Regions from separate parts of the Homo sapiens genome. Here region 1 is linked to region 2. Evidence: read pairs that join two places in POLR2A ChIA-PET (ENCODE). Cell type or tissue: OCI-LY7. All regions are shown on one strand. Links, peaks and the distances in the headings refer to the core of each region. The heading gives the core; the rest is flanking DNA.

The links. ChIA-PET counts read pairs that join two places held together with the same protein. Peaks named below come from ENCODE experiments on the same cell type or tissue, not always from the same donor. Only the 100,000 strongest peaks of a DNase experiment are listed, where the experiment ranks them.
Region 1: POLR2A ChIA-PET joins it to region 2 with 8 read pairs; 3 of 35 experiments call an interaction of 5 or more read pairs at or near these places.

Annotation. Positions count from the first base shown.
Region 1 is chr13:52,169,311-52,172,458 of GRCh38, reverse strand. It overlaps the pseudogene MRPS31P5. Among named protein-coding and RNA genes, the nearest start is that of NEK3, 11 kb to the right of the region's middle. In OCI-LY7, for the core only: no CTCF peak of the experiment used is centred there; no DNase peak of the experiment used is centred there.
Region 2 is chr13:51,809,834-51,812,981 of GRCh38, reverse strand. The region is part of intron 1 of LOC107984561 (a long non-coding RNA gene); the gene reads right to left. Among named protein-coding and RNA genes, the nearest start is that of DHRS12, 7.2 kb to the right of the region's middle. In OCI-LY7, for the core only: no CTCF peak of the experiment used is centred there; DNase peaks (open chromatin) are centred at 561, 961 and 1,681; H3K4me3 peaks cover 1,647 bases; H3K27ac peaks cover 1,816 bases.

The sequences.
Region 1 (3,148 bases), core at 243-2,742, 360 kb before region 2:
AAGTCTTGCTGGTTCTAATATATTCCAGCTTATTGTATTTCTCTTCATCACCTCTGTGGCTAACAGCCTTTTCTAGCCTAGATTTAATGTAGTAGTTTCCTAAGAAGTCTCTGTTTCCAGTGCTGATTTGTTATAATGTATTCACCATACAGCAACCAGAATGACATTTTTAAAAAGTAAATTGGACCATGTCTCTCTCCTACTAACAATGACCTTTCCATGGGTTTCCATCACACCTAAGGTCCAAATTCCTTGTAACAGCCTGCAAGGTACAAAGTGAGGCCCTTGAAGTAGCATCTTACAGCTTCTTTGCTCTCTTAGTTTGAGCCACACTTTCTGTTGATTGACTGTAACCCCATGTGAGTTGAGGGGCATCTGTATTCATTGCTTTGTGAGAATTAAACTAGGTTAAAGCTAAGTCAGTGACACATGCGGCTATTGAAATAATTTTACCATTTAAGAAAACTACCAAATCCCCAGAGTTTGTAGGCAGCTGGCAGAAAATAAAAGTGTTCCTGTACTTGCCCTTGATCTCCCTAATTGTGTAATCTCTTACATCATTATTTTTCCAGCTACCACACCTATATGTTGTGACTGCACAGGGTAAAAAAGTCTTAATCTCTCTAATGTTAACTCTTGATCAGTTGCCATAGCCATCTATGAGATTGTATCTGGGCTTTGAACAGAATGTTTAATTGCATTTTATTAGAGTTGTGTGCTATTGATAGAGGATAAGAGAGGGCCAGGTAAGCTTGATGGTGTATGTATTGATTGTCTTAACCTCCCTGAGCTCTAGATTTAACTTTTAGTCTTTTTTTTTTTGGACAGCTTCACATTTTCTAGGAATCTCAAATTCTATATGGAGTTTGAATCTTCTCCAAATTAGAAGGAGAAAATCTGTAATAGTCAATGTATATCAGTTAAACTCTTCAGAATATGTGAGATGATAATAATGACCATTTATTGAGTTCTATAGGCCAGGAACTAAATGCTTTACAGTACAGAGATACTATGTTAGATTGTCTACTTTTGGGAGGAGGGGCAGGAGAAGGGGAGATTTTCTTATGAGGAAAAACTCCAAGATTACATCCCTGTTATCTTTCCTCCAAATAGTTTCTGATAATAAGTTATTTGATTAAAAATTGTTTTAATTAGAATTTCATGGCTTTTTACAAACTGTTACTGACACTCCACATGTTTGTTTTTGTAGGAGCTGACTAAGGCTTTGGAACAGAAACCAGATGATGCACAATATTATTGTCAAAGAGCTTATTGTCACATTCTTCTTGGGAGTTACTATGGTAATTTTTCTTCCAAAGTATATTGTCCCTTTTTAATAAGTTACTTATACATTTTACCCATGACAAATTAGTCAAATAAAATAAAGGTTGTCTTTGAGGATTTTTAAATTGGTCTTTCATACAAGGTACAGTATCTCAAGTGTGACAGACATGTTGAGCAACACCTATTAAATTTTATGGATGTCTCATTTTCCTTCAGTGGGTGGAGAATGTATATAGATTTCATTCATAGTTATTGGGTAGGCTGATAAAGAATAGTATCATATTTACTATTTGACAGAGTATTAAAATGAAATGCTCTTCTTTGTATTTTTTATAAAAACGAATGTGGCCAGGCATGGTGGCTTATGCCTGTAATCCCAGCACTTTGGGAGACCAAAGCTGGAGGATCACATGAGCCCAAGAGTTCGAGTCCAGCCTGGACAACATAGCAAGACCCTATCTATATTAAAAAGTAATGTATTTCTGTATTGTGTAACTTTAAAAAGTTATTCTGATGAAGAATCTGGATAGGGAAAAACTGAATATCTTTTTTTTTTAGACGGAGTTTCGCTCTTGTTGCCTAGGCTGGAGTGCAGTGGCTTGATCTCAGCTCACTGCAGCCTTCGCCTCCCAGGTTCAAGGGATTCTCCTGCCTCAGCCTCCCAGGTAGCTGGGACCACAGGCACGTGCCACCATGCCTGGCTAATTTTGTATTTTTAGCAGAGACGGAGTTTCACCATGTTGGCCAGGCTGGTCTCAAACTCCTGACCACAGGTGATCCACCCTCCTCGGCCTCCCAAAATGCTGGGATTACAGGTGTGAGCCACTGCACCCGGCCAAATTATATAGATTATGCTAATGAGAAAAGGAGATGAATTTTGTGACACAGCTTTATTCATTGACTGAAGAGCTTTAAGAATGAAGCTAAATGTTAAGCCAAAAGGAAGGTACAAGAGTATTATTTATTTGAATTCTGTCTTGGATTAGCTTTTCCTAATTTAAAACCGTTTGGTGTTTCTATCAACTCGAAAACTTAGAAATCTAAAACTGATTCATATTCTTTGTGTATTTGCTAGGATCTGTAAATAACTGACGAAAAACCCATCTGTTTCTACGTAGTTGCTGTTGCCGACACAAAGAAGTCTTATGAACTCAATCCAAATAATTCCACTGCTATGCTGAGAAAAGGGTATTCAATAGCTACTTTTTTGTTGAGCTTGGACTGTAAATAGTAGATGTTTAATTTGTTGAATGAGTTCATTGTAAGCTTTATAAGTAGTAAAATTCTATATTTATACATTTTATAGCAGAGATATGATTCAATTTTAAATACAAAGTTATAGTTCTATTATTTTGTTAGCCATAGTATGTGATAGGAGATCTATACTTAACATATTTTAAAATAGTGATGATTGAAATAACTGCAAGGTATAGATGAAACTGAAGGATTTCACATTCCTTTTTTGTTTATCATTTGGAATTTACTGTATTTAACTGACTAGAGAACATCCTATCCTTCAACCAAGCTGAATAGGCCGCATTTAATGCTATGAAAGCTCTATATCTGTGTGCTTTATATCCCATCTTGTTTCTAAGTGTAACTTTATTCTTTAAGTAAGAAACTTCTTTAATTCCTTTGTATAATTATATTTTGGAATAAGCAAGTATGTACAATTAAAGTGAAATTCCTTCTGAAGCAAGTTCTAAAATTAAATTTTACTGGAAATTGTACTAGATGTTAACAGTATTTTAGAAAGTCTCTTGGCTTACTAACATATACTTAAAATAAATTTTTTCTTTCAACAATAGAAAATACTAAGATGTTTTTATTTAGAACTGCCTAAATGCCTTTCTTTTTTTTCTTT
Region 2 (3,148 bases), core at 403-2,902:
TTGGATATCCCAGGAGACAGCATTTTGCCATTGCAAGCAGAAGAGAAATAAGAGAAGAGTGTTTCCAAATACATCTGTTGTTTTCTCTCTCTCTTTTTTAAGAGATGGGGTCTTGCTCTGTCACTCAGGCTGGAGTCCAGTGGTACAATCAAAGCCCACTGCAGCCTTGAACTCCTGGACTGGGGTAATTTTCTTACCTCAGCTTCTTGAGTAGCTGGGACTATAGGCATGCCACCGTGCCCAGTCAGGTTTTTTTGGTTGGTTGGTTTTTTGTTTTTTGTGGGGTTTTTTTTTTAAGAGATGGGGGTCTCACTATGTTGCCCAGGCTGGTCTCAAACTCCTAGCCTCAAGCAGTCCTCTTGCCTCAGCCTCCCAAAGTGCGCAGATTACAGGCATTAGCCACCTCACCCAGCCCTGTTGTTTTCTCTAAGACACTTCCTTTGTTATACTGGTCAGCTTTTAAAACTTACTGCATTGTTCAGAGAAGTAAGCTCTGCTTCATAGGCAAAGGAAAAGCAACTGGGACTTGCTGCTGGTATTAAGAGTTTGCACATACAGCATGTTCCCAAAAAGGCTTGTGACTCAAAACGTCCCTCTGTTCTGATTACTTCCTACTTACCCTATTGGTGAGGGAGGGGTCCCTGTCCTAAATAGTGGGAGAAGCCCAAATGCAACCCTTCCCCCACTGGACAGATGTGATGGACAGCAGCTTATTAGTCACTAGACTCACTGCCTGGGGGAGGAGGACACAGCATGTTATGCAGGGCCACATGGGGCTTGCACTTGGGAACAGAGTGGACCGGCAGGGGCCGTGGGGGTCATGCCTTGTAGTAGCAAGAGGACCAGGTAACCCTGTGTTCCCATGGGAGGAGTTTCCTGTCTTGCTTGAGTAATTTCACAGACGGGCAGTGAGGGGAAACCCATTAGGTTGGTGGCTGGGTGAGTGGTGGTGACTGACAGGGTACTGGTCAGGTGGGAGACCTTGCCTGCTGGGTCAGGGGCATGCCTGGTGAGGGCAGGGGAACTCACAGAGGAACTCACAGTTAAGCCCTTGGGCCTCTGTGAGGCTCAGAGATGTCAAGGCAGCCCAGAGAATTGTAGGCCTTAGAATACAGCCTCCTAGAGCCACCCCTGCCTTTCTTTGGCCTTATTCTCTGGGTTATCTAGTCCTGGGTTCAAATCTGTCTTTGAATTTCCTCAACTTCTCAATGCCGGAAGGGAGATATAATCAGTGGTGAGATATACATTGCCAAGGAAGTGAAAAAAATAAAAAAGTCTTCTTGACCACTAACAGTAGCCAGATCAGAACCCTCGCCGCCTGCTTCCTGAGAGCAGGCTGGCACATCCTCTTCTCCAGCCTTCCAGTGATTTTCCCACCACTGCAAAAGTCTTGCTGTCTGATCGGACTCTTGCAAACTGATGTTTTTTACTCTTTATATCTTTTTTTGAGTATTTAAGCTGCTATTTAATACAATGTCCTGTAGCCTGTACCTTCCCATAGCCATCAAAAAGAAAACAGAAAAGAAAAACATTTCCTACATCAATTTACAGTTTATACATTTGTTTATAAGGAAGCCAGTTTGGGTTCGATTCCCAAGTCACTGGGGAAAGGGGTTGAAGCCCAGATTCCCCTGGGATCCCTTCTGGCAGCCCAGCGTCCCCTCCCGCCCCCAGCAGCAGGTGCTGGCGCTAATGGCGCACACCTGCACCCTTTTGTGGGGGCCGCCTTGGTTGACTGGAGCCAGCTGGAGCCTGAGAGTTCTCCCCGCTCCCAGTTCACCCCACCGACAGCCATAGCTAAGGGCTGAGTCGGGGAAGAGGGAGGAAAAGCCCAACTCCCTTGTTTCAGGGCAGGTCAAACTTGAGGCATTTATGCACCAGAGCTGCCCGCGGGATCAGGTGAAAGCAGGGCTTCGTGGAAAGCCACATCCTTTCCCAGCGCTTCCCTTTCCCCAGTGCTTCCTCCCTTACCCTAGTTCGTTTCTCCCAAGGCCACACCCTCAACACATCCCTTATCCCAGAGCTTCATCTCAGACTCTGCTTCCAGGGAAGCCGGCCTAAGCCAGGGTTATTTCTCCACAGCTGGAGGCATGACATAAATTACTAGTATATCCCCTTTTACAACCCTTTTTATTTTCCTAAAATGACAATTTTAAAGCTTTATTTTTATTATAAAAGTGATACATGCTATGGCTAGAGATTCAAATCGTGTAAACGAGTATGAGGTAAAAAGTAAAAGATTTGAAGCACCCCCCCAACTCCCGGTCCCCAAAAAGGTACCCAGTGTTAATTCTGTAGTATCCTTTTGGAATATGTCTATGTATCGTTAAGCATAAATATAGGTACTTTTTACCTACATTATGTCGGACTAGGCTGGGCGTGGTGGCTCATGCCTGTAATCCCAGCATTTAGGTAGGCCAAGGTGGGCGGATCACGAGGTCGGGAGATTGAGACCATCCTGGCTAACATGGTGAAACCCTGTCTCTACTAAAAATACAAAAATTAGCTGGGTGTGGTGGCGTGTGCCTGTAGTCCCAGCTACTTGGGAGGCTGAGGCAGGAGAATCGCCTGAACCCGGGAGGCGGAGGTTGCAGTGAGCCGAGATGGCACCACTGCACTCCAGCCTGGGCAACAGAGCGAGACTCCGTCTCAAAAAAAAAAAGAAAAGAAAAAAAAATTATGTCAGACTATTCATATTATTTGACAAGCTGCATTTTTCTATTTCCTGGATCATGGATTTCTTTCCATTACCAGCGCAGAGCTCTGCCTCAAACACGACTAATATGTATTCATAGGACTTATTTTAAGAGGCTCATCCTCTGTAACTTGCCTGGTCTCTCATTTCTGTGAATCAAAATGGGAAAAGCAGTAATGTGAAACTGTATTTTGACAAATGAACAGCTGAGAGGTCAGTTTGAGAAACTGTTTGCCATTCCTCCTGTCGTGTACCTAAGTAGGCCCCTGGCTGAACTGGGCTCCTAGGGAAGTTCGTTGCAGGGCCTTTGGATTAGGCACATGATGCACCTGAGGGAGACTCACCTGGACGCGACGACTCATCGAGCTCCTGAGAGGAGAGAGGTTGATTAGGGTGGATGCTATTCTCTATGTTCCCCAGGAGTGTGAGAGTCAACAAAATCCCACCATCACC